5 separate regions of the Homo sapiens genome follow, and regions 2, 3, 4 and 5 are each linked to region 1. Evidence: chromatin loops called from intact Hi-C (ENCODE). Cell type or tissue: dorsolateral prefrontal cortex. All regions are shown on one strand. Each heading gives the region's core, and the rest is flanking DNA. Links, peaks and the distances in the headings are about the cores only. Region 1 has its middle 32 kb from the start of LINC01792. Region 2 holds the start of AOX1 (aldehyde oxidase 1). Region 3 overlaps AOX1 (aldehyde oxidase 1). Region 4 overlaps SPATS2L (spermatogenesis associated serine rich 2 like). Region 5 holds the start of SGO2 (shugoshin 2).

Region 1 (6,129 bases), core at 376-5,375:
CCAATGATTTAAATAACAGGTTCATATTATTCCACAATTCTGCATTCAATACACTTATAAAACTGACATCAGCACTTCTGAGGGAATTCAGTAGCTCACGTTTTGAAGCAAGGTTGAGTACGCAATTGCCTACACCCAAAGCAGGAATGAGATCAGAAGTTGAAATTCTGCTAACAGTTGACTTCCTAAGGATGAAAATAAAAATTAATCAGCAACCTCAGGGCTTTTATTATGAACACTGAATTAAATAGAGAATGACATTTCTTTTCAGTCTCAGCAATTAGAATAAAAAGTGCCAGCATAAATGAGAGATTTTCTTGCAAATCTTAAAATGTTTTAGAGGAATCACTAATCCCTTTATTTATTGGCGAAACAGAAGTGTGAAGACAAATCGTGAAAATCACTTCCATGCCACCCACTTCTAATTTCTGATTAGGAGAGGACTCCAGTGATTTACATATGAAGAATTTATTTTCCAACTCTGCATGTCTAGCTTGCTTGATAATAGGAAATAGTTAAGGAGAGTAACCCCAGGTGCTTGCAGCTGGTGGTGGGTGGGTGGGGTTAGTAGAGTATATCTGAGAAGAAAGGGAGCAAGGGCTGTTTGGGGTGAGATGTGGAGGGGGAGGCAGGAGCTGAGCCAGAGAGGGTTTGAAAGAGGAGACTAGGCAGCATCCCAGAGACAGCGACATCTGCAGGGTGGGAAAAGTTGATCTCCCAGCCAAGATATCACCACTAAAACCTACCCATGGCTGCAATGCAGATTCAAGGAGCACAGAGGTGACAATATACCGAGAGATTCAGATGTAAGAGGGGGCAGAGGAGAGATGGCTTGTGGGCAACATACCCTGACAACCTTTGATCTGGGGAAGCTGCCTCCTGGAAAAGGCCATTGATGGGGATTTCATCATTGAAGAATTTACTTTGAGTAACAAATTGCAGCTAGAATGACTGAGATGAACCTAGCTGGTTAAAGGCCCTCCCTCCTATAAAGATAGAACTGTTGTAATCAGGCAGCCTAGAATGTGCATGTCACAGGATCCAGAAGAGGCCAGCAGAAACACCAAGCCACAGTAATCAAAGAGGAGGGTGCAGACCGGACCATAGAAACAATCCAGTGATTCTTTCATACAGAGGCATTGAGGGTTAGCAAGGATAATGCTGCTGCTGTTATTTATAGTTGATAATTACATGTATATTTGTAGTCAATATTTTACAGCTATATATCATATATCATAATTGGAATAATACAGAATTACACTGAAAGGTTGAGTTAATTGTGTGGTTCTCATTCATATTTGTTATCAGGTCAATTGTTCTCAATGAACCCATCAGTTATCTCTGTAAGTAACAAGTTAAAGAACCCCTTAGGGAGCTGTTAAAGATAGACATTTCTGGACTGGATAGATTCTCAACAGACAATTGCAGATATGAACCAGGTCATGGGTGGGTGGACCAGGAAGGCAGCACCTCCTCTCTGGCTCCCTATTCTGAAAACTTGGGCATTTAAGTGGCTTATCCACAAGGGTCTGAAATTAGGCAATCTAATATTTCAATCATGTGAAAAACACCAATGGATACAGCAGAAAGTGGTAGAAATCATGAATGATACAACCTTTCCTCACTAAACTACCCACACCCAGATAATTGGTGCAGAAAACCTACTGCCACGTTCCTGATCTATTGTCCAGCCAGGGTTCTCAGATGCTTCAAGAGAGCATGATGTGTCTGTGTGTTCTCTGGGACTTGGGGACCACATCAGCCAGGATGTCCCTCACCTAGGCCAGGCTGAGGCCAGGGTCAGCTCTGAAAGTGAGACACCTTCATTACTATTCTGTAAACCTGGGAAAGAAGAGGGTAAGTCGGAAAGGCCAGAGTAGGCATATAATGCCACCACTCTCTTTCATAAAAGACCCCTTTTTAAATTATTAAATAACACATCTTCATTGTAGACTACCTTGTAAATATAGAAAAGTGAGGAAAAGAGAGTAAACATGATTCAGAATCCCTGAAAAGCAATCAGAACCATTACAGCCATGCTTTGCGCTCTGCTCTAAGGATCAAGAGAGATTTTCCTCATCAGGTGCTGGGTAGCTCCTCTCCCACCATCTCCCCTGCTCTCTGCTCCAGCAACAGGCACTGCCTCCAGTCTCCTGCACAGTGTGTGTGCAGTTCCACCCTCCTTACCTGGTAACTCCCCCTTCCTTTCATCTCAGCTGAGAGAAGCCTTCCATAACTGTCCGATAAGTTTGGGTCACCCTATTACCTGCTCCTCTAACATCACATTCCACTCTTTCATAGCACTTGTCACAATTGCAGTTTTGCATTTCATTTGTTTATTTCTTTGATACCTGTCTTACCCATCAGATTATAAGCTTCATGAGAGCAAAGTCCAGGCCTTTTTCTTTAAGTCATTGTATCCTCAGTGCTTAACACCATGCTTGTTTCCTTGTCTAACTTCACCAAGTCCTTCCCATCTTTATGGTTGAGCTTGAATTCCACACCTCTTTCACCGTACGTCCTTTGGCTCTCTTATCTCTATCATTTCCTACTAAATTTGTATCCAGTTCCATGTGATTGGCACTGAATCATTCTCTAGTTGAACCATAATCCTAAGTGACACTATAGGTATATGCTGACCTGCCTGCCTGCTTTTCTGCCTCCCTCAATTCATAAAACAAATCGGAGCACCTACTGTGTGTCAGGCATGTTCTAAGGGCTGAAAGCACAGACATGTTATCCACTGTCAGGAAGTCAACATTCTCTTAGGGGAAGACAGTCATAACCAGACAATTGAATACGTCAGTTGTAATTTCAGATATGATAAGTGCTATGAAGAACCAAAGCTGGGTAATAGGTTGATTGTGAGAACCGGTGCTTGCAAGCAACCCCTGGTAACTCATCATGGTGATTACAAAGCATTGCCGTACCAGCAGCTGTTGCTCAGGACCATTGTTGTGAAACTGAAAAGCCTCAACTAATGAATCTCTACCTTGTGAATTACTTTTCTTTACCTTTCCATCCCATTCTGTATTATGAGTTTGAAAAAAAGAAAATATAAATATGTTTTATATTTATAATTGCTTATGTTTACAGGAACATAATGGTTCAATAGGTAATATACAAATGTTTTTGGAGTCTGTTTCATCAACACATGTGAATTCACTCAGCAGAGGGAGCTCATGCTTTAATTTTGGGAAATTGGACAGAAAAGGCTCTTGTAAAAAGAACCTGAAGTAGGCTTTGTGGCTCTCATTTTAAATAAGACTTGTTCACAGTACTTCTTGAAGCCGAGACCAGTTGCTTAAGAATGGTTTGATTTTCATTTGCATAAACAGATGCGACATTTTGGGGCAGAGTTTTCTTCAATAAGGTTCTGTTTTGCTTACCAAATAGACCAACTTAGACCAGGCATCCCAGCTCAGGAATCTAAGGATTCATCTAGAAAGAAGGTAACTGTCCCTAAGTTACCTACGTCTCTATGGCTTTTCCTATTACACCCTGAACTCAGAACATGCACTTATTTGACCTGTTTTAACATGACTGTGATTTGGCATTGAAAACTTACAAATAGAGGTTTTTGCCCTTTGAGATTATAAAACAGATATTTATTGAGAGTTCAAAGGATGTTCAAAGGATATTAACAACAAGGTGATTTAGGTTCAAAGGCAAAGACTGAGAGAATGAATCAATTTTTCAGATAAAGGGCCAGCACCATGAAGTTGACTCAGCGGTGTTGAAACCGCAGGTAAAATCAGCAACAGAAACCTACGGGGGGTGTGTGTATGTGTGTGTGTGAGTGTGTGTAAACTACAATTTTCCAGTTATTCAGAGAACTATAAAATGACTGAAAAGGCTGTTTTAGGTCAAAGTTTTTCTAGCATTATGCATGCTCTTATTGTGCATTTCTACAAGGAAAAAAGCAACATTTAAAAAACCTACTTTTTATTATCAAAGAGATTCGTTTGTAGAAAATACAGGGAAAAGTGTTGAGGAGCATAACAAACACAAGTTATTTTACTAGTGCTTGCAACTTTACATATACCTTTAAAATTAGTGTATGTAGCATTTAAGCGGGTATCTATTTTTGTCTTTTCCTTTCTTAAAAATCCCAGATTTTCCTCTCTTAAAAATCCCAGATTTTCCTCAATCAAAATTTAAAAGTCACTAAAACTGAGCTAATCCAAAAAAAGTCAATTTTGAATGCATTCCATAGATTGTGGAGAAATATTCCACTAATCATAAAGGAAAATATTTATGTCAAATACACTTATTGCATCACTCTGTAATTATTCCTTTATATAGCCACATTTCCCACAATACTATTAGTTCCTAGGGAAGAATTCATGTTTTTTTCGGGGGGATTGATTTACCAGCAGGTAGCCCAGTGCCTGGTGCCTGGTAAAAGCCTAATTACCTATAAAATTAATAAACAAATGAGTATTTAAAAATAGTTTTATTCCACCTGTACTTTTCACCAAAAAATGTTGATCTAAAGAATTGAGTCCTAAATTGTGGGGAAAACACCCATGCCTCTCCTTGTTGGGTAGCTTTGAAACAATTGTTAAAATTGGTTCTTCTGAGTTAGAGAAGGGAAAACCGAAGGAATACCTGGCGAAGTTCTGTGGCCTGCGAAAACGGTGCTTGCTATTTACCAGGGAACGTGGTAGCTGCTCTCATCTGCTACCGGAGGGAAGAAAAACGCTAAGTACGCCCTGAATCGTGGAGGTAGTTAGAGACAGCTGAAAGACTTCTGGGTGAACAACAAACATTTTGTTGAGCCCCAGCTCTGTGTAGAAAATTGAATCTCAACAGAGGATGTACAGTCTTTACCAGGATTTTCTGAATCTAGCAGACATTCTAAAGATCCTATGTGGTTCAGCATTACAGTGTCAAATATGATTTCCTCCAGCCACATGATCTCATGATTTGCTTAGTGTCAAATAGCCTGAGCTTGCTTTACCAGAACTATCTGCAACATCAGGATCTTGTTACAGTAAATGAGAACGCACCTTCTTGTATGTTAATCACTATAAATAATTCCAAAATCCTTGCAAGATGGATAATAATTGGATGGAAAACTTCTTTGAATTTCATATCAGGCCCTAAAAGACAGAAGGATTATCACTGGTGGGAAATAAATCAGCTAGATTTCATTTTGCAAATCACACTATGATTCAGAAGTGATAATTACAGATCCTAATAAAGTGAAATAAAACTATTACAATTGTGGCTTGTTTTCCTCCTCAGTAATTTCCCCGATATTGGAACTGAGTTTGATCCAAGCAGTAAATCATCTGTGGATTTTTTCACTCTAGAACCCAATAAAAGAAACATCCATTTTATTATTTACTGATGTTTTAAAAGAATGGAAATTTTAGCCTCAGAAAATTTAATTGCATTCTAGAGTTGGAATGAGAGGCCAGATTGCTCTTTATGAGCCAGATGTATTAATTGCATAACGAGTTGGGCACAGGGGGTGAATTTTAATCACCCAGGAATGTATTTTGATTTATGAGTAGATGCTGCAACTTACATCTCCTTTCGCTAATCTAGTTTTTCAGTATACAAAGTGAAAACCTGCTTCCCCATGAACTAAGGTTTCCCATCATAACAGGGGGGTGCTGGGGTACCTAAGTTTCAGCCTCAGAAGATCTTTCTGGGTTCCTGGAGTGATCCAGGTAGTTCTCTCCCCTTGGAAAGTCAGAGACCCCAAAAGAAAATGGGGTCCCAAATGGAGACCCCAAAAGAAAATTCTCTGCCATTCTCTGCAGTAGACAAATGCAGACTTCATGCTGATGTCAATGACAAAACACACACTTTATTACAGCTCACAAACTGAACAAGAATGAATGAAACCCACCATGGATAACAAAACACATAGAATAGTGGCCTAATTGATTCATAATAGAATCCACTGCTTTGCATATTTATTTTTCCATCTCTTACAGCTTAAAAAGAACAAAATGGATTTTAATTAAATCTTGACTTATAAGAATCCTATGTATCAGTGATGAGTTGTCTAATGTCAAATTTCCAACTGAAGAAATAATTATTGACTAAGTTATGAATGAATATAGCACATTACTAGAGAATTAACTATGTGTGCATTTATTGTCAGGCAACCAT
Region 2 (6,129 bases), core at 5-5,004, 120 kb after region 1:
CTTGCTATCTCCCCAGCACAATGTAAGCTCCATGCACGCAAGGACTTGTTATTTCTGTGCTCTGCTGTATCTCATAAGCCTGGAACACTGACTGGCATACGGTAGGCCCTTAACAAATAAGTGGATTGAATGCTCATGATCACTCTTTATGAAGTAAGTGGTATGATCCCCTTTTAACAGAGAAACTGGGCCTCTGAGAGGTTAGGTTTTCTCAATCAGAATTAGAATTGGAATTGAAGACTTGTTTGTCTAAACAACAAAGCCAGTGTTGTGTTTACTATACCATTCTATTATGCAAAAGAAGAAAAAAATGACATAATGTCAATCATCTCACCCCATTGTCATATTTCACCCTCACAGCAGTCCTGTGAAGGGGTCCTAATGACCCTTACAGATCAGGAAAAACTAGCTCATCTTATCCAATGTAGAACCCAGGCAGCAGGGGCAGACAAAGTTTTTGAGGGGCCTAATGTACAATTTGGGGGATCCTCTTTAAGAAACATAATACAAAACCACAAATGAAATTAGGCTCAGGGTCTTAGAACAGGCCTCACAACTAGGGCCTGGTGCTTCACACTGGTTAGCTTCCAGGGGAGGCAGCTGGTGCCCGTCGGGAAAAGTGTTGTGGCTGCCCTTAGCCAGAAGCAGTGGTCACAGGTGGCTCTGAATGAACCGGCACCAACACGAGCACCAGGGAAATCAGGTGCCACTGCTCTTGCTTGGTTGTTAGCTCTGTTTTTGTTGTTTTTAAGAAATAGGATCTCACTCTTTTGTCCAAGCTGGAGTGCAGTGGTGTGATCACAGCTCACTGTAACCTTGAACTCCTAGACTCAAGCAATCCTCCTTCACCCTCCCCAGTAGCTGGGCTGCAGGCACGCACCACCACACCGGTTTTTTTTTGTTGTTGTTGTTTTGTTTTGTTTGGTTTTTTTTTTGTAGAGACAAGGTTTCGCCATGTTGCCCAGGCTAAACTCGAACTCCTGGGCTCAAGCAATCCTCCTGCCTCGGTCTCCCAAAGTGCAGATTACAGGCGTGAGCCACAGCTCTCAAGGGAGCTCCTTAACCTTCCTGCCTCAGTTTCCTCCTTCAGAGTAATGTCAATGAAACTGGAACATTAAGAGTGAGCAGAGTTGATGCTCACATTAAGGGGGGTGTTTTAAAGGATGCCCAGGGGGCTTTGCTTCTCCCAAACATCGGACACTGCCTGGAACTGTCCCTCGGGTTGCGCAGAGCGAGCCCAGCTTCTGAGGCGACAGAGCCCGCACCCAGCAGTGGAACCCGTGAGGACCTTGGAGCCCCCAGAGCCTGACTTGGGTTCAGCTCTGCCAGGAACTAGCTGTGACTTTGGAAAGTAACGATTTCTTCATCTGAGAAACGATGGGGGTGGTTTGAATGTGTTCGTCTCTACGGTCTTGTCCCGAATCTAAGTTGCTCTCTGCGCTTCCAAACGCACCCCGCGAGCTGAGGCTCAGCCATTTCTGTAGGCTGCTCTCAGTGTACTGGGGACGTTCCCGTTATCGGCTGGGATTGAGGGAACGAAGATCTGGGAGTGCTGACCCCTGATGGGCAAGAATACTTTTTATCTTACTGTTTAGGGAGGGCGTGTGGTTGGAAATCAGCTTGTGAGCCTTGGAAGGAGAGGAAAGGGGAACATAAGGAAGGTGGGGGCCCAAAGATCCAGGACAGTCCCTGAAAACGCAGCCTTTAGCTGCCCCGGAGGCAGGGGTGGGAATGCGAAGGCAAAGCCGCTGTTACGGGAGAAAGCCAGTCCGTGCCTGAGTGCCTTAAACGGCGGGCACGAAAGGATGGGACGAACGGCAGGGGCTCCTCTCTGCCCCGGCCCTGGCCGCAGGTCTGGGGGCAGAGGAAGCCCGCGGGCGCTCACCTTGCGGCCGTTCACGTAGAAGAGCAGCTCGGACGCCCGGTCCATTGTGGTGTCCGCGCTGGTTCGAGGGCCCGGAGCGGGAGGCGGAGGTTCTGGGAAGTAGCGGGCACCTGGGACCCGGCGGCACCGACCCGCCGAGTGGGGCGGGGCTTGCTGGAGCCTAAAGTCCAACCCATCCACCCCGACGGAGAAAGCCTTGATTAAGATCCAACGTTCCTGAGCTCTTTGCCAGGAACTCTTCCCGGGACACCAGCACGTGTGTGGGCGTCACTGGCGCCCTCTATGTGGGCGGAAATCATCCGGCGAAGATGAAGACGACCCCTTCATCTCCTCGCCAGTGGCGCTTAGCGTCTGTGTCACACCCTCTTGCGTCTTAGCAAACATTGTAAGTCCTGGGACATTGCTTTTGATGGTCTTATGTTACTGCATATTTTAGGTGGTGTTCCAGCTGGATTTAAGTCTGGGAACATTAGTAACTCCCCTCCAACCAGGCCTGCTGTAGTCCTGGACTCTTAAGTGTAAACAATCATATTTATTCCAACTCTGCAAGAGCGGATCTTAGGGAAAACAAATAGGTTTACAACTTGATCTTTTAGAAATATAAGGTTGGTGCAAAAGTAATTGCGGTTTTTACCATCACTTCCAATGGCAACAACTGCAATTAATTTTGCACCAACCTAATAATTACTGGTTTTAAAATGAAGTGCTATCTTGATATAAACTTAAAAATTTTATCACTATTTACAGTTTATCCAGTAACTAACCACAAAGTTTATCTGGTAAATAAGAACAGAGATGTAAAACATCTTGGAAAACTTAAAAAAAAAAACTTGGAAAATACAGCAAAGCATAAAAATAAAGAACACCTGTAAGCCCACAACTTAGAACTTACCACCGTTCACTTTTTTAGTCTATCCTTACTTTTTGAAACATGTACTTTTAACACCTTTAAAAACTTAAGTGGGACAAACTAGTTATTTTCCAGGCTTTTTTCACTTGCCATACCTTAGAACATTTTCCCATGTTATTTCATTTATGTAAACACAAAAATTTTATTGTGAAATTTTCCAAACTTTGCACATAAAAGTGAAGAGTGCAATTGGCATCTACCTGCCCTTCACTGAGCTTTAACAATGGTCAACGTTTTGGCATACTCCATTTTTTGTAGTATTTAAAAGCCAATCCTGGACATATTTTAGCCCTAAATACTTCAAAAACACACATACACATCCTTTTAGTCAGCCGCAACACCATTTCACGTGTCTAAAAAATGTCTTTTACACTTGACTTCTTTGAATCAAACAAGAGCTGTGCAATGTATTTGCATGTGGTCTCATCAGTCTCTTTTGATCTAAAACAGACTTTTTAACACTATTAACACATTGAAAAAGAAACCAGGTCAGTTGTTCTATTGAAATGAACCATTTTTTGAATGTGGCTAATTGCTTCTCCCTGGTATTGTTTTTCTACTCTACTTATTTCCTATGCACTAAATATTAGATCTAAAGCTTTGATTAAATTCAGGTTCAATTTTTTGGGGGGGAGAGGGCAAGAACACTTCATAGGTGGTACCATATAATTAATATTGCAGCACAGCAGGAAGCATATGGTGTCTGGTTGTTTCATTCGTAATGATGCTAACATTGATCAGTGGGTTCAGAGGGCTATTCCTTTGTAATGAATTTCTCCATCAACATTTCACCTAATTGTTTTACATCCATTGTTGAGCATTGCCTGAGCGGTAGTTTTAATAGGGGTTTGCAATTTTTCTAATTCTAGCATTTCTTCTTCATTCATCAACTGGGATTCTTTGAATAAAACTATCCATCCTTCACTAGAGCTATTGACTAAACCCCTCCAGCACTCTGTACCCCCACTGCAGTCTCTCAAAGTGTGGTACTAGGACAATCCTCGGACGGACTCACCTGAAGCATCTGATTAAGATGCAGATTTCTGGGCCCACCGCGTTAGTGGTCAGATATTGTCTAAAAAAGTTTTCCATCTAGGTGGAATAGAGTTTGAGTAGTCATTTGAATTCAATAAACTGTGTATTGATCTCAGATATGAACAGGATTTATTACTACTTATTACTGGAAGAGTAAGTGATCTTTAAAACCAAATTATAAAAACCAAATTCAAAAGAGCCTGAAAGGTTAATCTCCTCCTCTAAGTCATCAGATTACATATAATAGAAATAATACAGAAGCTGACATTCAACATGTATTTCTGAAAACAGAAGAATGAAGGGAGAGAAAACGGGCCAGGGCAGGAGGTGGCTTTTAAACCCTTTTGGATGTCCACATATATTGAATGGGTTAAAAACAGACAGCAAAACAAGACAGCCTAGTATACAAGATAACCAATGCAAAGGTATTTATTAACACATTTTATTTGGTTAAAAGGTTATTGTTTGGTTAAAGGCTACTAGGTAAAAAGAAGCTTAAATAAACAGGAAGGTAAGTTATATGATGACCAAAATGACTCAAAAAGTTTAATGTTACAAAATAGCTATTTTATGCACATATACCTATTAATAAACATTAAGAATGGACAAATCAACACTCCATGAAAGGCCAAAGAAACAAAAAAAAAACCTTTTCATTAAGCATTTCATCTTCTTGATACTATATTTCTGTTTTGATTCCTTATGCTTTGAAAATTCAGAAAAACCAGAATCCATAAATTCACTTCATCTTCTCATCTTGCTGCAAAGTAGAAAAAAAGGAAGATTAATAACAACCCAAAATTAATGCTTTTGCTGTGAAGCATGGAGAAGAAAATTGTTTCATCATATCAGTAGAAAAGAAGTTTCCTTAAACCATAAGCTTTGTTAAATACTTGAAATACTCTAATTTTTCTTAAATCTTATAGTTCTCACTATCAGAGTACTTCAAATAATTCATTTCAAATATTTAAGAAAAATTAATCAACATAGATTTTATATATTACATGTTTATTACATAGTTCCTTTTTGTTAGAAATTTAGCATATGTTCAAGAACATGTGAAAATATACCATTTAAAAACAAAGTAAATGCTCATGTTCCTACACCCAGGTTAAGAAACAAAATATTACCACACCTCCAATATGCCCCTTTCTGATCACAACCCTCTCCTCCCCCAAAAAGGGACCACTATCCTGAATTCTATTATCACTCCTTTCTTTACAGTTTTGTTTTAAGCGTTTGTGTATTGCTCTCCCACAAAGTATATTGTTTGGTTTTATCTGTTTGATAGATATCTTTATATAAATGGAATCGTACTGTAGGTGTTTTTCTGTGACTTTTTCCACTCAACATCTTCATTCATTTTCAAGCCTCTCCTTTATTGAAACATTAAACATTTTATATTCTGTGTCTGATTGCTGTTTCTGCTGATACCTTGTTCCCCTGTGTATGTAATGTTTTTCTTTACTATGAGGTAGCCCTTCATTTTCCTTGGAACTTTGGCTGTGCAAAACATGTTGAGGTGTGAGATGGACAACTCCCTACAAAATATTTGCTTCTAATAGACAACAGAGCACTATAGTTCATGCACTAATTATACTAAATCCTCAGCTTAACTTTTTTTTTGCCTTCGAAATATTGTGAATTCCAGCTATAATCTGCAATAAAGGCTGTATTTTGGTTATGAATTCTAAGGAAAGATTTTTTTCCTCCTTAATTCAGCACCCAAGTTATTTCCTGGGGCTGAGCAAGCTAGTGGGGAGGTTATTTTTAGTTTGCTCTTTTACTGAGAAAGTAGATCAACTTTATGGAAGAAGATCTATTAGACTATTTATTTTGGATAAACCCTAGGATTTGTCTTCTGTCCCTAGCCCCATAGGGTTGTGAATGCAATGTTTAGGTTCACCTAGTTAGACAAATATCTTCAGGATAAGGTCAGTTCCCCTCTGAGTTCCTGCTATCATTTGATCTTTGATCTGAGCTTTTCTTACTTTCCTACTAAAAGAAATGTTGGTTGGCTAATAGTCATTAGTTAAGAAATGCATTCAAGGTATGTTTTTTAGTATTTTACCCAATAATTTTATTTTTTCAGTAAGAGGGTAGATTCCTGCACCTAATACATCATGTTTCAAGTTATGGAGTTTAGTTATATTTTACATGCATGTGTGTAAATGTGGTTTTTAGATGAAATACATAGACATGGTCCCAAATTTAAAAAGGTATACAAGATTAGGTGGAAAGGTCTCTTTCACTCCTTCGTACTCCTCTTCAGAGCCAGTGTGATACCACTGCCTTGGGT
Region 3 (6,129 bases), core at 1,130-6,129, 85 kb after region 1:
GTTTTAATCATTTGTAATTTTCACAAGGCAACAATGTTATCACTATACCTCTACTCATTCACCCTGCAATGTGAGAAGCAGTGTGTGGAATACACAGATGAATCAGACATGGGTCCTCACTCAAGGAATTTATACTAGGTGGAAGAAATATATAAGACATCAAAATAAACAAGCTTAACACAAGGTAGAAAGTACATAAAGGTCACTTTGTTTTCTCCTCTAGACTTTAAGCTCCATGAGAGTAGAGATCATACATATCTTGTTCAGCTATGGTGACCAGACATCATAGATGCTCACTTTTAAAAATCCCATTTAAGCCGGGCGTGGTGGCTCATGCCTGCAATCCCAGCACTTTGGGAGGCCCAGGCGGGCAGATCACCTGAGGTAAGGAGTTCGAGACCAGCCTGGCCAACATGGCAAAAATGCTGTCTACTAAAAACACAAAAATTAGCCGAGCATGGTGATTTGTGCCTGTAATCCCAGCTACTCAGGAAGCTGAGGCAGGAGAATCGCTTGAACCCAGGAGGTGGATGTTGCAGTGAGCCAAGATCATGCCACTGCACTCCAGCCTGGGTGACAAACAGAAACTCCATTTCAAAATAAAATAAAATAAAATAAAAAATAAAAAGCGCATTTAACACATGGAAATATAAATAAATCAGAATAAATTGAGAGAGAGAGAGAGAGAGAATGAATGAACTTCTGGATTGAAGAATGAGAAAAAAGGCTTCATGGTGCAGATACCACTTGAACTTGTAGTTGAACTTTGACCACACTGAGACTGGGACAATAATAAGGGCTTCTCAGGGAAGGGATTTCCATATAAAATTTACCATTATTCCATCTTCATTTACTCATTTATACCATTAGCAGTATGCCATCTCACTATTAGAAAATGTAAAACACCAAATAATCTTTTATATAACTAGTTAATGTCTTTACTTGTACAGAAAATGAATATATTTGAATTCATTCAATATTAGAATATACTTTTATAATAAGCATTCTAAGAATACTGGAGTCTTTCATGGTGTGCCAAAGTAGATGGTATCTTTAAGAAAATATGAAGCACCGTTAACTGAGAAAGTTATTTTTCAAATAGAAAGCAAAAATGCAGTACCTTATCTGTCGCCAGAAATTTCTCAGCTTCAGTAAAAAAGCAGAAGGAGTTGACGTCACTAAGATGTTCTGCTGTCATGATGTCCACCACACCGGGCATGCTGAGAGCTTCTGACAGATCAATAGACCTAGATGATATACACAGCAGAGCTCCTTAGAGTGGCCATAGAGGCCAAGAACATGGTTAATTGGATAATAAGATATGAGAGAGGTAAGAACTGTCCAACAGTCTCTGCCAGACAATTGGGAAAAAATTCTTGGGACAACGAAGTTGTAGTAAATCCTACATTTCGATCCTGTTTCACCTCTGGTCTGCATTGGATATCACCAACAAATAGCCTATTTCTTCACACCATTACTTTTCACTAGTGTGACTTAGATGAAAAGACAATCATTTATGCCCATTGAGTAAGAATTTTACCACTTACACAATCTTAGCATGAGCTCTTGAACTAGTCACAAAAGTCAAGAAAAGTTCCTGGTCCACCAGAGGCATGTCATCACAGTAGATGGCCTCCCCCGTGGCATGCTTCACACCAGACAGATGCATGATGGGGTGGCCAATTGGGTCTTCAGGATGCTGCTTTGGGCCTATATTCTGTTTAATAAATAACCAAAATATACTTTTACATTTCTATAGAGAAAGTAGGAATTATTATTATGCACATTTCCCATAAGAAGGTAGCTATATAATTTAGACTCAAACCAGAATACTTTTGCATATGAAAAAGCACTATTGGGCTGGGCACAGTGGCTCATGCCTATAATCCCAGCACTTTGGGAGGCTAAGGTGGGCAGATCACTTGAGGTCAGGAGTTCGAGACCAGCCTGGCCAACATAGTAAAACCCCGTCTCTACTAAAAAAAAACAAAACAAAACAAAATAGCCAGGTACGGTGGCACATGCCTGTAATCCCAGCTACTCGGGAGGCTGAGGCTACAGAATCGCTGGAACCTGGGAGGCAGAGGTTGCAGCGAGCCAAGATCACAGCACTGCACCCCGGCCTGGGAGACAGAGCAAGACGCCATCAAAAAAAAAAAAAAAAAAAGTCACTATTAATAACACCAAGACAATAAACCTACTACAGTAATTCAATAAGCCAACTGGTATGTCAATCCATGATGTTGTTCTTATTTTTCACTTTTTTTGAATGTAGACCCCAAACATCTCAAATGGAAATTCCATTTGTGTAAGTAAACAAATTTAAATCTTTCTTCTTGACAATACAAAATTATGTCCTCTTGCTAATGCTTATGTATCTCTTTAAATTTTATTATCAAAATGACTTTACTGTTTCTATATAAGCACGATACATATAATATTTTACAGAAGAGTATGATGATATCGTGACTATGTTTGTAGAAAATACTGAGGGTATTACTTCAACCAGAATAGCCTTCTTTTTTTCAATTTTGAGTGAGGAAATATAAGAAATAATTGGCAAAACTCTTAACTTAGACAATCCTGATAGAGAATGAAGCCAAAGGGACCTGCAATTGGAGTAATGATCCACTAATGTTGCTCTTTCTTAGAGCCCCATGGAGCAGAATATCTTGCTGTTGGCTCTGTAAATACCTTAAATGTGTTTCATTAATCAAAGCAGACATTAATCAGCACAATGTCTGCCCTGGTGTTTCAAATATGGGAATTTATGGCTTTCCCAGTCGGGTGTGTATTGTGAAAAGAACTGAAGATATGAAGAAAGAAGGAGAGCAGGTGAAGAGACAGACATAAGGCCAGGGTGAAGGCTGTGGCTGAGGAGTGGCCTGCTAAGCCCTGGTGGGTACCCCCATCTGTAACTCACTGTGTCAACATTGCACTCGGTACTGGGACTGAGGCCAGACTCCCAGAGGCTTTCTCTGGAAGACCTGGGGGTGAGGGGCATGCAGTCATGTTGGCCAGGTTGAGGTCAGAGAAAAGCTATGGACACCTCCCCTTCCCATCCTGCAGCTCACAGGATCACCCTGAGCCCTGGATCTTCCTTTTAGATGAGCCTTACAATGCCAGGCTACACATCATATGGCAGGAGGGAAGAGAGAACAAGTCGCCAACACATACTGGTTAAAAATCTTTACTGGGAGAAAAAAGAAGAAACAGGCCTATTTCCAACATAGCATCCTTTAAGGCATCTGAGCGGGGAGAAAAGCTAAATTCTTTTGTATTTGATTACCAGAATGTGCAGTTTGAGAAAGCCTATTCAGCACATATGAACAATAAGTTAGATACTTGAATCCATCTAAAATGGTATTTCATCTCACTCTTCACTGCAGGGTTTCCTGTTTCAAAGTCTGCCCTGGTCCAGTGAAAGTGCTCCAAGGCTCTTGCTCTATGGAACTGAAGACAAGCTGTCTGGATCCCCCCGATTAACACATTTCCTTTTCATGCAGATGTTTTGCTTTCCTTTCTGAACATTTGGATTTAATTCATCTAATCCCACAAATGGAGGAGACCTCTGGTTATAATGAGAGCTTTACTTAAGACAGCTGTGAAATGTACAGTTCTCCAGTGCCCTCTGCTGCTCCAGGAACTCGAGAAGAGTGCTCCCCACTCACTACCCAACTACTTAAGGGCCTCAAAAAAACAAAAAACCTCTGGCTGGAGATAGAGATCAGAGATTCTCCAGGCAGGTGGCAGGGCTGGAATATCAGGAGAGAACGGCAGAGTGGCATGTGTTATTTCAGAACATGTTCAACATTGATTTGAAAATAAAAAAACCATATTATTTTCATAACATAAATGACAAGAAGTAAAATGTCAACCAAATTGTGGCTGACAACTATGCACAGAAAGTAGTGTAATTTCTACAATTAACTTGGTATAAGACATGTGTGTAGGATGCATTTATTCCTATTTTATATAAAATTTACTGTTTTGCTGCAAAATAAACACTGTTGATAAGCATTTATTGTTCTAATTTCATATTTCTTTTACTTAAATGTAAACTTCAGTTTTGTAGTTAGTATAATACAGTGAACAAAAAACGGAGTATTGACTAAGTTTTTGTTTTTTCATTTTCAGTTATTGTTGAGTCATCCTGACTTTATCAGCTAGAAAGCAGGAGACTATCGAGAAAAATAATTTAGACCTTGGCCCAGGGCTCCATTCAATAAAGGTAGATATTAGGCCACGAATGTAGGGGACTAGGGAAAATGAGAGAAAAGTTTACTTATTGGGGTTCAGGCATGAGCACAGATTGGAGACAGTCCCAACACTCCAGCTCTATTGACGTAGCTCACACTGCCCTGTCCCCATGGCAAAGGAATCCCCTCAGTTCTCCTCTTCCCCCTCTGCTTCGAGGAGCTGAGATAGTGATGAAAAGGAAAAACCAACAATGAGGTTCTACCAGGTGTGGTTTTTCATATGTTGCAGATGGTAGGAATTGACTTCCTCTGCAAAATATCCCCCAAAGTGCTGAGCTGTGATGCTGCTTGGGCTCTCAACCTGAACCACATTTGAGTGAAAAAAAATCACCCACATCTTCTTTTTAAAACCCTAAGAAGTTTTTTCATCCTGAAAAGCAAAATTCCAGATAATTCATAAGCTCAGACATTAAGGAAAGACATTCATAGGTATCTGTAATGGGTCTGGGAGTTAACTGACATAACACATTTCACTGTAACAAACAAAACACTTCATCACATTGAAAAAAAGTCTTTTGAAACCATGTTGTGTGAGGCCTGCCAAAAAACTGAGGAAAAATTCCAAAAAATGTCTTTGTCCTACCGTCAAAGATATCATACATTTTTTTTTTTTTTTTTTTTTTTTTGCAGTTAGTTGTGATAAATCTACTGGTGAAAGAAGCTGTCCTCAATTACCTGCTTCTGCTTAGTATTTGGCTAAAGATACTATGGAAGGAAGAATGCTGTCTCCTCAAACTGGTGATCTTTTGAAGCTGTGTCAAAATATTTTCAAAGCAAATGAACTGATTTAGGGGAAAAATGCTCTTCGTGAGTGCTGACGTTGCTCTAGCAATGTGGATGTTTGTATGTGTGTGTGAAAAACCACGGGCAAAACAAAAACAAAACTCATCTATGTGGCAGACATATTGCATCTAAAACTTTGTTTTGCAATCAATGATAAACTCTCATTCAAGATCATGCACTATGTGAAGATTTTCCTTTTTCTTTGGATGATTTCAATATCCATTAATTTGTTGTTGTTTCTTTCTGAAGTTTATTCCATTGTCTAAGAAATATTAGGGTATTTATAAGCCAAAGGGTTCAACTATCATATTTGAAAAGAACACCGGGGAGATGGCAGCTGTTTTTAACTTTCAAAACAATCATTTTCAATGGAGTTTGGTGCATTTTAATTTTTAAACATATTGAACCTAAAACCTCAAGGAATACACACCAACGTCAATGTTCATTACGACATACTATAAGCTTTCACAACCAAATCCAACAATAGTTTCAGTGAACAAATGCTTTAAAAAGCCTTTTCATGTTCTTGACTTACTAAAACTCTCGAGGTCAAGTTTCCTGATAATAATTTCAAGGAAAAACCCACCAAACTGTATCCACTTTACCAACAGGGTGACTTCAGGCATATTTTTATGATGTGGCAGAAAATTCCATTTGAGAGTTAGGAATCCTGTTTTCTAATAGCCTTCATTACGAGAGCACAAAAAGCTCTTAGTACTTACGTTTGATTCAACTCTAAAATGTAACTCACAGAAAAATCACTAGAAGAATAGAGACTAAGGGAGTAAAATATCTTAACATTCAAGCTAAACAAATCAGCAGTTCTTTTTAAAAGCATTATTGAATTTTCATCAACCTCTAGGGGCTGTGTCTTTTCCTCTGAAAATGAAAGCAAAGCAGCCCATGGCCTTGCCGCAGAGCGTGGCTTTATTGGACTCTGATGCCTGCAGTGCCCAGGGCAGAAAACACGTGACAAGGTGGCCATCTCATGCGTGTCTGTGGTACAAGGCCACAGTGCAAAGCACGTAACCTTTAAGACCCAAATCAACATTCTTCTTTAATATTACCACTGCTAGATTTGTCTTTA
Region 4 (6,129 bases), core at 795-5,794, 230 kb after region 1:
CTAAGTTATCTGAGACCTGTCTCAGATTTTTGGGGTTCACACACCATATGTCTGAATACTGTCTTTTCCTATCTCTGGCTCCATCCCACATTGTAAGGGGCCTTGCACACACAAATGTGGACATTCCAGCCTGCACACCTAAGCATCGCCTCCACTCCCACCCTTCCAGCGGATGGGTGTGAAAACTGGCAGTGTTGTTCATCTTCAAGATGATGTATACAGGAAAGTGGTCCAGGCAGATCCTGTGAGCAGGCTTGGGCCCACTTGGGAAGAGTAACCCAGGATCTCGAGTACTGACTGGCAGCATGCTTCAGAACAAAGAGTGTAGATTCCAGTGGCCCTGTCTCCTTGGTCTCTCTGATTCCTTACTCTGTAGAGAGGGCCATGGCTGCGGGAGGGTCAAGAAGTTACTTGAAAACACAGGGCCCGGTCCAAGGGCCATTCTTGCCTGGGTCTACAGTGTTCTGACTTAGATATTTGAGTGGATTTCAACTTAAATGAGCCATTACCTAAACTGCTAAACCAGAGAACTGAAGAAGTATCTACATAGATAGTACTTAATCTGGCCTCCTTTGTTTTTAAAGAAATTATGAAAAAGGGAAACTCTTAGACTAAATTTTAGACTTAATTATCAGCATGGTATTTAATAATGAACAGAGAGGCCAGGCATGGTGGCTCATGCCTGTAATCTCAGCACTTTGGGAGGCTGAAGCAGGTGGATCGCTTGAGCCCAGGAATTTGACAGCAACATGACAAAACCCCATCTCTACAAAAATTATACAAAAAAATTTAGTCAGGCGTGGTGGCACGTGCCTGTAGTCCCAGCTACCCTGCAGGCTGAGCCTGGTGGATTGTTTGAGCCCAGGAGGTTGAGGCTGCAGTGGGCCGAGATTGTGCCAAAAAAAAGAAAAAAAAAAGAACAAAAACTGTGAAGATATATTTAGACTACAAGTAAAAACAGATTTGATTATGATCTTTAACTAATGAGATTATAACATGCTCCTTGTCAAAGTGCTATCTTAAAGCTCATGAAGACTTCAGGGCCTGAGAAAACACCTGTCAATATCATTAATAAGAATTCTCAAAGGCTGAGACAGCAAAACCCAACAAGACACCTGTTAGAAAACCACCATTTTTAAAGTCTTACAAAAAAAAAAAAGAAAAGACTTTTTCTTGGAGATGATAAAAGGTATCTTAGGTATCTTTATAGCATGCCCAACTTCTATATCATCAGATCCTTTATTTTTATTTTTATTTTTTTTTGAGATGGAGTCTCACTCTGTTGCCCAGGCTGAAGGGCAGTGGTGCGATCTTGGCTCACTGAAACCTCCGCCTCCCGGGTTCAAGCAATTCTCCTGCCTCAGCCTCCCGAGTAACTGGGATTACAGGCACCCGCCACCATGCCTGGCTAAATTTTGTGTTTTTAGTAGAGACAGGGTTTCACCATGTTGGTCAGGCTGGTCTCAAACTCCTGACCTCAAGTGATCTGCCCACCTTGGCCTCCCAAAGTGCTGGGATTATAGGAGTGAGCCATTGCATCCGGCAGATCCCAATTTTTTGTTAATTCTCTAAGGATAAGGGGGAAATCACCTCCAAAAGATATAGTGGAGAAGCAGAAGGAGAGAAGGAAGATGGTTCTTTGGACACTTGTGTCTTTAGACATCATAATAGATAAGAATGAAGAATGCCATTTTGAAATGTATTCTCCTTACTGAAATCCCAAGAGAAGAGAAGACTGCACTAACTTTAGCCTCTTATTGATCAGCTAAACATAAATGGGGATTAAAATATCTTAAAAAACAAATGCCAGATTTCCTCTCATTAGTAGTTTAGTAGGTTCCGAGTCTTGTTCCAGAGTCTCTGTGGGTCCCTTCCACGTGTGGGCTGGTTTCGGGGCCCCAGGGATGGTGGCAGTCCTAGCCATGAGAAGAACTGTGTCACTGGGGTGGACTCTGCTCACGTGGTCAAGAGTGCATGCAGGCCACTTCCTCCACATGGGAAAGCACCTGGCAGGCATGGATGAGAGCGACCAGGGGAGTTCCCAAGAGGCCAGCTGGGCAGTGCTGCTGGGTGGGGAGTGGGTGAGGGCAGGTGGCGGGAGCCTGAGTGTGACCCCAGGAGGCCCAGAATCTAGTAGTTGCTGTTTTCTTCCTCTGGAAACAGGTTTTTTTTTTTTTTTCCTCTGGCACCCTGCACCAGTGTCGGCTTACCTGCTTGTTGGCCGGCATGGTCTGGTGAGAGGGGTCGGCGGTGCTGGGGAGACTGCTCACCATTTTGGGGTTTGCCGCTTTGCCTTCAGAGGGCTTATTGTGAGTGGATGATTTTCGGGAAAAGTTACTCTGTTTCCCAGAGGTTGCTGCGTGCGCATTCAGCAGAGGCAGCAGGGAGCTGCAGGGAGTTCTTGAGGAATAGTTGTTCTTTGGATGTGTAACTGCAATAATAAAGTGCTCAGTGTTACGAGCTGCACCTCCAACACTGCTGCCTCAGTAACCCATTAGGAAGCGCTAGAAGATGAAGAAACTGGCCAGGAGCTCCACAAAAACATTAAAAAGTTTTCTTTTGAAAGATGTTATTTGAAAGGGCATCTTGGTGCTTAAGAGAACAACCAAATTTCTTTTGTGGGAATCACTGAACTGTGATTACAGCATAATCATCCAAGTTGGGAGACATTTGTAGGAAATAAGACATATCTGACCAACTTAAATATTATTCTTTAGGTCAAGAACCACCAAGGGAAAAGAGATAATGAAACCTCAAGGTTCCCTCTCTGGCCCTGTCTGCAAATGTACTCTGCCTCGTAGAGTCCCCATTACCAAACCTGTTCTCACTTCCCTGATCAGTTCCCTGGACCAACTGGTACTGCAGACACAGAAAGATTGGGAGCTATGCGGACACTCTGGCCTGTCAGATCCACGATGTTCTGAGAGCTTGGGAATGGGGTGATGTTGGATGTTAGGAATTCTGTTACTCTGGGTCATGCATATCCCCCAAACACAGGGCCAGGCCCGCCAGCCCCTAAGGCATCTTGTATATTTCATTAGTGCTCCATCATCACACCTTTAATCAGCCCCGTTTTCTGCAGCCTCACTGCAGATGTGCACCACTTCCAAGGTTACAGGCAAGGCAGGCTGATCAGGCGGACACCCGTCAGAGCTCAGGGCTCAGGGCTCAGGGCTCAGGCAGGTCTGCTCAGCGTTTATTATGACCATTCCCCCTGGTTTTGAAAGTGGTGGTTTCTGCTGGGATGATTTCTATGTGATTACACTGAATCAGAACTGGAGGGAATCAATTCAAGGATAAAGCCCTGACTTCCCTCTCACAGTTCACCAGAATCTGACTGCCAGCTAGACCTTTCTTTGAGGCTTAAAACTGTCACCAATTTTTGAAAGCAACTTTGTCTGCTCTCTTTGTTGGATCAGATTTAATCCCAGGGTTCTGCTAGAGGACTAGGCGGGACCAGTAAGAATCACAATACAGGAGAAATGGAAAGGCCAGGGACACATCCCCAGTCCCTTCAGTGTACTGGGAAGGTGTGACAGCAAGCTGGGGCTGTCCAAATGTGACCAGGGGATTTCCGTGGCTCCTATGCTCACCAGATTCAGTTTCATGGGGTCATTATTGTCTGCAGATCAGGGACCACTATTTCCGGTTCAGTACCTGTGGGTTCTCAATGTGCTCTCAACAAAGCTGAGAAGGAAGGGCCTTTGGATGATTACGGTGTCTGTCTTTCAGAATGGACACCTGGAATTTAGTAAGGGACCATTTCTCCCACTAGATGGCACTTGAAGTGCTCAGGAGGAAAGGAGGTGAAGGGGCACCTCTCCATCGCCCCGAGATCGGTGGTGACAGGGCATCGCTCAGCATCACTGTCTTGCTCATTGAGGGCTGAAGTGGAAAAGAGGGTGGGCAGTTCCCTTTTTTAGAGGTGGGGCAAAAGCTGGGGATAGAGAATGGCAAATAGGTAGATTCTTTCATAAGGAAGAGTACAGGGGGGAACAATAATTTTTAAAAATGCAGTCAGAAAATCAAATAATTGGCAAGGATGTGTGGACAAGGATGCTCGCAGCAGTGTTAATTAATTAATTAATTAATTTTTTGAGATGGAGTCTCGCTCTGTCGCCCAGGCTGGAGTGCAGTGGTGCGATCTCCACTGACTGCAATCTCTGCCTCCCGGGTCCAGGTTCAAGTGATTCTCCTGCCTCAGCCTCCCAAGTAGCTGGGCTTACAGGCACCTGCCACCACGCCCAGCTAATTTTTGCACTTTTAGTAGAGATGGGGGTTTTACCATATTGGCTAGGCTGGCCTCGAACTCCTGGCCTCAGGTGATCAGAGTGTTATTTTAATGGTGAAAAACTGCAAGCAATCTAAATGCAGCAACCAGAAGACCGGTGACATCTATTATATTTAGAGAAATGACTGGTTAAATATATTGATATGAAAAAATGTCTACCATAGATTGTGAAGTGATAAAAGCAAATTGTGTTACTATATATGTATGCAGTGTAGTACAGTATAGTTAATTCTATCATAATAGGAAGTGCAGCCAAATCTTAATTTTTCAGCTGACTGCGAGGCTGTGGGTTTCCACGTCATTGACTAGTCCTTTCCTCCTTGTGGCCGTCCTTAAAGCCGCTTCAGTGCTCATTCCCACCTCCCCTTGTGGGTGGGCTGGTGTAGGGGGAAAATATAGCAGCCAATTTTGTTGCACATTAGCTGCTCTAATTAAGGCTTAATAGGGAACAAGACTAAAGCTAATGGCTGAGTGAAGTCTTTCATTATCTGCAGCCTCACTCAGCACAGAGAACCGAGGGTGGAGGCTCAGGGCACTGCTGAGGGGCTCGCATAACAGCTGGGCCCTGCACAACAATAACTGATTGTTCCCAGACATGTTAGGAAGACTCACTCTCTCTGCCTAACGAGTTTCTGTAGAACCAGGGCTGTTTGAAATCAGAGAAGCAGTTTAACTGGCAGTGCTTAATAAAAGTTTGCAAAAGGTATCAACTAGTTGACCTGTTCTGTTCCACTTAATAAATCCTGGGGAATTACTGATGGGCAGTGGCATTTGAAGACTCTAGGTTCAAATCTCGACATTTCTGGTGACTTGTGTCATGAGCTTAGATCATTAAATCTCTTTAGACCTCACGTTAGCCCCCTGGGGGGACTGCACACCTGACATTTCCAATAGCAACTCCAAATAGCACCAAGGTTACTCACACAGAATTATTCAGCAAATATGCAAAACTCACTTTCTCCGCAGAGCATGATTTGGGCCTTCAGCTGTTCGATGTCACAGGAAAACCGGGCAGCTTTCCCGAGCTCCTCGTCATATTTACGCTCGCTGACAAAGTGCTGGAGGAAAGAGATGAAAAGCAGGAACCCCATGATTACAGAAATGACCAAGGCACCCCCGTGGATGCGTTCACTCTGCTCTTCCGGTGTCCACTGCAGTGCTGACCTGGTGGGGATCTTTCCAGCCCTGTTGCTGGGAGGCTCCACGCTCAGTCTTAGTGCTGACCTGGCTAGGGAATGAGCATCTTCCTGCCTGGGGAATATGTGAGGGGCCTGTGTTTCTCTTGTTTGGGCCTACATGAAATGTGTGTCTGACTCATCTATTTAACCTTTTAGCACCCCTCGCCCTCCTAGTACTTTTCTGAATTGCATTCTGGCAGGGTCTTCTGAGTTTGGCCAAGTGCCTTCTAAGGTATTAACCATCAAGAGAAAACATGTCGTCCTTCCTAGACCCCCATTCCTATTTTAACAGGGAACCGGGACGTCCACAAAGCCTTTAGTGTCTGGAAAATATTATTTTAAATGGCAGAATTTCAAGTGCTGTGAAAAGAAGTGAGAAAGAGATTATTTTTCCATTCATTTAAAATTAAGATCTGTGTGTAGAAGACATGGTGAGAAATACAGAAATAACTGCGACTCAGTCCCTTCTTGAGTTTACCAGGGAGTTTAGCAATGGCAAGGAAAACAGATACCATTAACTACAATACAAGGTGGAATGTGGTTGGTGCTTTAGGAATATAAAAGAGGAAGAAATTATTTCCTACTGAGGGCAATGGGGAAAGAGTTATTTAAGAGGGAACATTGAAAAAATCATTGAACACTTACGAGGCACTGGTCAAA
Region 5 (6,129 bases), core at 537-5,536, 180 kb after region 1:
ATGGGAACTGTTCATTAAGGTCACTGAATTACTATGTTGTTAAATCAAATACTGTGGTCAGGCCCAGTCTCTTTTTACTTGATCTGTGAAAAGCATTTAATATCAAGTCATTCCTTCCTTTTGAAATACGCTCTTCACTTGGTTGCAAAATAGCACATTCTTCTGTTTGTTCTGAGGCAGGATTTTCTCCTGCCTCGCTGACCACTTCTCAGTCCCTCTTGCTGGTTATTCTTCATCTCCCTAACCTCTTACCACTGGAGTGCCCCAGATCTCAGTCCTTGGATCTCATCTCTTTTATATTTACATATACTCCCTGGACTATCAGCCAGTATCCTGGCTTTTAAATCTAAATGCTGATAACTCTCAAATTTGTGTTCCCAATCTAGACTTTTCCCTTGAACTCCAGATTTATTCATCCAACTGCCTACTACGCATCTCCAACTAGGATTTCTAACACACATCTCAAATTTAACATGTCCTAAACTCCCCCCACCCCAACCTACTCCACCATGTCCTCCCTAGCTCACTTAATGACAACTCCATTCTTTCAGTTGCTCAGGTCAGAAAGTTCCTTTCATATCCCACATCTATTCTATGATCAATTATGCTGACCCAGCTTTCACAATATATCCACCTGGGCTACTTACCACTATTTCTACTGCTACCACTTTGATTCAAGTTGCCATTCTCTCCCATGTACATTATTTGCTATAGCTACGTGAATGGTGTCCCTGCTTCCATTTTCTCCCCGACTATCTATTCTTAACCTAGCAACCACAATGATCCTTTTAAAGCTTAAGTAAATTCATGTTACTCCCATGTTAAAAAAAACTCTCCAGTAGCTTTCCATCTCACTCAATCTTTAAAATGGCCTAGAAAGTACTATACAATTTGACACTTCTCTTCCCCAATTAATCATCAGTGAACCTTTCTAATCCTTTTCATTAATCTTTCTCTTGCTCAATAATCTCTGGCCACACTGCCTACCTTGACATGCTCTAAAGCAGAAACTTTTATTCCTTCTTCCCTTTGTATCAACTCTTCCTTCAAATGACCACAGGGCTTGCTCACTTCCTTCGAGCATTTGCCAAAATGTCACTTTCTTAGTGAGCCTTCCCAGTCCAAACTACTTAAAAACTGCACACTTACCCCCATTCTCCCCTTCTGTTTTATTTTTCTCCGTTAACTTATCAATGTCTAAGATAAAATTAAATAGTTAACTTATTATCTGTTTTCTCCTACTAAATTGTAAGTTCAATGAGGGCATAAACTTTTGTCAAATTTGTTTGCTTCTGTACCTTAGTACAGAAATGTGCCTGCCACATAGCAGCTGCTGGATAAACATTTGTGGAAGAAGTGACTATGAATGAATGGAAGAACTTTCCAATAGAAAAACCGCCCACTCTTGGAATGGGTCTCCTTTGAAAGTGTTAAGCAGATGTTGGGAGGTGTCAAGCAAATAACGGAAAGATGGTTTTAGAAGAAATTTCTGCAATGGGGAATAAGTTGAACCAGAAACCTTTCAAGATTAAGGCTCAACAGTTCTTTTAAACGTTTTGCCAGGAAGAAACTTTAAAATCAAAGATCACTATCTATCTCAAAGACAGTAGAACACAGAAACTCCCCACAAACTGTTGCATCTCACACACCTGAAAGGGATCCTAACATAGAAATCTAGTTCATCTCCCAAAAAATCCAGTCTGGAATATCAAATCTCACTTTACTAATTAGGAAACCACAGCTGGACTGCCCTCCCCAATAAGCTGGTTCTGACACAATTCCTTAATTTAATAAACGACACTGTCAATCGCCTATTCAAATCCTCATGCCAGAAATCTGGGAGTGTTCCTTGACACTGCCCTGCAACCCCCTACATCAATGACCTCACCAAGGGAAACTTTAGGAGCCAGAACCAGGCATTTGGGGTACTGTTCCAGGGTGATTTACCATATAGACACTGAGACATTATGATAGTGATTACAACTGTGTTGGAGCTCCAGTTCCAACGTTTCATAGCTATGTGATCTCAACACCTCTTCGTCTCAATTTCCAGATTTATAAAACCATAAAAAATAAGGGCATCTCCTTGTAGGGACTAAATGAGCCAATGTATGTACAGTGTCTAGTACGGGACCTGGTAAACTATCAGCACTCAATACCAGCACTCTGTGACACTTGTCCGGCCAGCATCTCGACTATCTCTAAATACGAAATACTCAGTTCCACATCCAATTCTCCTGAATTGGATACCTCATCTAAAAAATCATTGTCCCTATTCTCTACTGAAATCCTACCTGTACATCAAGCAGCTCAAGTTCTAAGTTCCAAGTTCTCCCTAGTCTTCCATCACCCCTTCGCCTTCAGCCAGCCTCTCCAAACGAGAGGGCTCCTTCGAGAACTTTGGCACGCAGTCCCTAACATTCATTCCGCAGACACGTACTGAGCGCTCACAATGCCCTAGAAACTGTTCAAGGGAGTAGAGCAGTCCCAGAGACAGAAATATCTTCCCTTAAGTAGCTGACCTAACTGGTGGCTCTCCCCGCTCGCCCTGCCGGACGCTCAAATCTCAGAAACAAGAGGCAGCGACTCAAAGCCAAAACAGGACTCCGTCAACGAACCCCTCGTAGCCGGAGAGGGGCCGCCGTCCCGGATCCCGGAGGACAGAGGGCGGAAGACGAGCCGGAGACCGAGGCGGACAGCGCCTAGAGAACCGACTCAAGAACGACACCGATCCCGACAGGGAGAGGGCGGTCACGTCAACTGCCGCAGGCCACTAACTTACCTCTCTTTCAGCGTGGGGCACCCCCACCCAGCTCCGGGAGCTCGGCGAGCAGCAGCGGCTGCGGCTTGGGTTTAAACGCCACAGCCGTTGGCGGTTGCCCCATCAGCCAATCGGGTCCTGCGAAGATGGAGCAAGGGAGGGCGGTTACTAGGAAGTGAAAGGCGGAAAGGGCGGGACGCCGCTGCTAGGGCAGGAAGGGGCGTGCCCAGGCGAGCCGGGGGCGGCACAGTCTGCGTGACAGGGGTGCTCTTCCGCCCTGTGTTGGTGGCGGTCCGCTGTCTCCTGAAGCGTTGATGGAAAAGGAAACTCTCCTCTGACATTCATTATCAATCACATGTCTGAAAGGCTTGACAGCCACCTCAAGTCTGTTAGAAGGTTTATGTTGTTTACTGGGATACTACCCACCCACATCTTACCATTTCTTCTGCATCCTTGCATTTCCAAGTGTGACGCCAGCACATTTAGTTTTCACTTAAAAGCTCTCCCCGTTTTTCTTTTAACTTTCTGGGGGAAAAGCAGCAATGACATTTCGTTGCAAACCCCGGATCTCATTAATATTTAGGTCTTGCACTAATGGTCTGTTTTAGCTGAATATACAAGAATGACGTTTTCCATTATACACAACTACATTTTAAAAATGTATTATTCACCTTATATTCCATGTCAATTCGCTTATTTTTCGCAAATTACTTTCATAATTTTTACAAAGAATTTGGAGAAACTACAAAGAATAAAATTTCCTCTTTGTATGCCATTGGACTGAAAATGAAAATAGCTTGTTAAATCAAGGTTCCAATAATTGATGATACAGTAATGCAGTCAGCTTCATATTCTTGTCAATTTTTTGTTCATTCGAAGACATTTGAGAATTACAGCTTTCCATTTTTACTTTAAAGAATCTAGACAAATGATGCAAAACATGCTTTTGAGTTAAGATCTTTTAGTCTAATATAAATCACGATCAGTCTCCAAACAGATCTGGTTACATGAATCTTGTGTAAGTAGAAAAGTATTTACTGATTGTCCAGCTGCTAAAATTCCAGAAGACAGTGGTTTACAAAGTAATATACTGGTTATAGAAATTTATGCTTACCTAGGAGTTAACTAGCACTATATCTTGTTTACCCAGCCTGACACATTAAATGCTCAATGTATGTTATATGTTTTTTTAAATGAACCTTGTAGTGACTGTGCCATTTAATGGTTATTTAATCTTGGCCAAACTACTTAATCTCTCTGGGCTTCTGTTTCCTTATTTGTAAAATGGAGTTAAACAGCATCCCATATATTTTTATGATGGTTTCAATCAATGGGCCCTTTTGTTCAAATACATTAATATTGCTCTCTTCCCAATGGACACATTTTGTAGTTACAGCTTCAAAACCAAAACAAATAGAAAAGGGAGACAGGAAAATCAGAGGTAGAAGAGATGCTAAAACATTTATCAAGACATGAATACCAAGACCTCTTTAAAAAAAAAAGTGCTAGCCGGGCGCGGTGGCTCACGCCTGTAATGCCAGCACTTTGGAAGGCCGAGGCGGGCGGATCACGAGGTCAGGAGAGCGAGACCATCCTGGCTAACACAGTGAAACCCCGTCTCTGCTAAAAATACAAAAAATTAGCCGGGCGTGGTGGCGGGCGCCTGTAGTCCCAGCTACTCCGGAGGCTGAGGCAGGAGAATGGCGTGAACCCGGGAGGCGGAGCTTGCAGTGAGCCGAGATCGCGCCACCGCACTCCAGCCTGGGCGACAGAGCAAGACTCCGTCTCAAAAAAAAAAAAAAAAAAAAAAAAAAAAAAAGTGCTACCTTATCTCAGAGCAGTTGAAAGGATTTAACTGCTTTGTAAATTGTAAAACCTCTTGAAAATGTAAATTAGTATCATATACAACCATAAACCTAAAAGTATAATTAGTCGGGTTAAATTTAACGTGATCTCAGCTTGCTTTTTAGTTATTTGCCTTTTGCCTCTTGGTATAATGGATAGAGGCAGGAGCCCTGGATGAGAAGTCTGGAGATGCAGTTATTATAGTTGTGGCTGAGCCATTAGCTGTGTGTTCCTTGTTTCAAGTATTTTATCTGTAAAAGAAACTAGTTACATTAAATGAGCTCACAGACCTGTTGTGATACTCTCCTGCACTGGGCACTGATTTTGTTCCTCTCCATCTGTTTTCCTTTATTCTTATACTTGTTAGTTGCCTGATTTTCTCTACCTAAGCATAGATTCCAGTCAATTAAAATTTGATTGTCCTAAGACACAATCACTCACACCAAAAAAGGGATGGGAAGGAAAGGAAAGAGAGAAAGTGTAATTGCCATAAAACAAAAACCAGAAAAACCCTCTTTAACATATCGGCATTACTAAAACAAAAATCATCCAAGAACAGTCCCTGAGCAGGAGCCAAGTAAAGAACACTGCAAATCAATAAAGCAATAAAACAAAGTAGAAGGAGTGTACTTACATCTTATGAAACCATCTGACCTGATCATCTGTACCAGTCTGGCAGGATGAATTGCACCAAGGAAAATTAACCCAGGCTGATAGAAGCAGAAAAGAATATTGGGTGGGTTAAAGCATTTCTGGGTAGGATAGAGATACAGGCTTGGAAAATAAGGGGAGCTTGGCAGCAGACGAGCACCTAGCCATGGTCATGCTACCAAAAATAGCCCTTTGAGGATGCAGCTGATCTTGTACAGCCAACAGTGGCACTAGATGCCGCCACTGGGACCACCACTGCTGCTGGGACCACTGGGACCACCACTGCATATGGGAAAGTGGGCATAGTTGTGCTGCAGTTTTCCCATCACTGCTGCTTGGCATTACTAGCTCCTGTTGCTAGACCTGGTTTGGGTGTGTCTGACTCGTCAAACCTGAATCATATGCTACAAGTCCTGCTGCAAGGGAGTCCTGAACAGCCTGTGTCTGGCTTTTGTTGTTGTGTTGATGATGATGATGATTATGATGATGGTGGCTTCTTAGTGAGAGGTAACCTAGACAGACTCATAAGGTGAGGAATTACCCAAACTCAGGAAGTGCATTTTGAGCTAGGCGGCCAAAAGAATGACAAAGGTTCATTTCAGTATTTTATGCAACTTTACTACAATAATTACTTTTATTTTATTTAATAGAAACCAGTTAAATAAGCTGTGCTGGGTGATGGATAGCTAATCATTATAACAGCAGCAGATAATATTTATTAAGGGCTTATCTTGTCCTAGACACTGTGTCAAGCCCTTTAAATGCCTTTTTAGTTCTCAAAATGATCCTATGTGGTAGGTACCATCATTTCCTTTTTAAAGTTGAGGAAATTGTCCCCACCTTTCTGGGTGGAACCAAGAAAGCACCAAAAA

The links. A loop is a pair of places that touch in the nucleus more often than their neighbours do. Peaks named below come from ENCODE experiments on the same cell type or tissue, not always from the same donor. Only the 100,000 strongest peaks of a DNase experiment are listed, where the experiment ranks them.
Region 2: a loop joins it to region 1, with 3 times the contacts of the local background. A loop is called at or near these places in 87 of 110 quality-filtered maps.
Region 3: it touches region 1 in a loop (13-fold over the local background); 19 of 110 quality-filtered maps call a loop at or near these places.
Region 4: a loop joins it to region 1, with 2.5 times the contacts of the local background. A loop is called at or near these places in 22 of 110 quality-filtered maps.
Region 5: it touches region 1 in a loop (2.2-fold over the local background); 14 of 110 quality-filtered maps call a loop at or near these places.

What each region holds. Positions count from the first base shown.
Region 1 is chr2:200,700,390-200,706,518 of GRCh38, reverse strand. It overlaps the pseudogene AOX3P-AOX2P and the pseudogene AOX3P. Among named protein-coding and RNA genes, the nearest start is that of LINC01792, 32 kb to the left of the region's middle. In dorsolateral prefrontal cortex, for the core only: CTCF peaks have their summits at 689 (motif pointing left) and 3,166 (motif pointing right); DNase peaks (open chromatin) are centred at 675 and 1,050; H3K4me3 peaks cover 890 bases; H3K27ac peaks cover 5,000 bases.
Region 2 is chr2:200,581,910-200,588,038 of GRCh38, reverse strand. It overlaps SGO2 (shugoshin 2), which reads right to left. Exons shown (of 9, transcript NM_152524.6): 9 at 3,943-4,590. The coding sequence ends at 4,575. It overlaps AOX1 (aldehyde oxidase 1), which reads right to left and starts at 2,025. Exons shown (of 35, transcript NM_001159.4): 1 at 1,886-2,025. The coding sequence starts at 1,930. In dorsolateral prefrontal cortex, for the core only: a CTCF peak has its summit at 2,178; DNase peaks (open chromatin) are centred at 1,458, 1,882 and 2,002; H3K4me3 peaks cover 1,430 bases; H3K27ac peaks cover 706 bases.
Region 3 is chr2:200,616,238-200,622,366 of GRCh38, reverse strand. It overlaps AOX1 (aldehyde oxidase 1), which reads right to left. Exons shown (of 35, transcript NM_001159.4): 17 at 1,548-1,717; 18 at 1,121-1,247. Among named protein-coding and RNA genes, the nearest start is that of AOX1, 33 kb to the right of the region's middle. In dorsolateral prefrontal cortex, for the core only: a CTCF peak has its summit at 3,642 (motif pointing left); a DNase peak (open chromatin) is centred at 5,986; H3K27ac peaks cover 611 bases.
Region 4 is chr2:200,469,134-200,475,262 of GRCh38, reverse strand. SPATS2L (spermatogenesis associated serine rich 2 like) reads right to left here. Exons shown (of 13, transcript NM_001100423.2): 11 at 5,247-5,349; 12 at 2,211-2,431. The region is part of intron 2 of LOC101927741 (a long non-coding RNA gene); the gene reads left to right. Among named protein-coding and RNA genes, the nearest start is that of KCTD18, 38 kb to the left of the region's middle. RefSeq lists enhancers at 2,016-2,165, 3,481-3,660. In dorsolateral prefrontal cortex, for the core only: CTCF peaks have their summits at 3,792 (motif pointing right) and 4,735; DNase peaks (open chromatin) are centred at 3,822, 4,832 and 5,322; H3K4me3 peaks cover 1,117 bases; H3K27ac peaks cover 4,722 bases.
Region 5 is chr2:200,522,906-200,529,034 of GRCh38, reverse strand. It overlaps SGO2 (shugoshin 2), which reads right to left and starts at 2,828. Exons shown (of 9, transcript NM_152524.6): 1 at 2,783-2,828. RefSeq lists a silencer at 2,910-2,959. In dorsolateral prefrontal cortex, for the core only: a CTCF peak has its summit at 2,974; a DNase peak (open chromatin) is centred at 2,934; H3K4me3 peaks cover 1,568 bases; H3K27ac peaks cover 786 bases.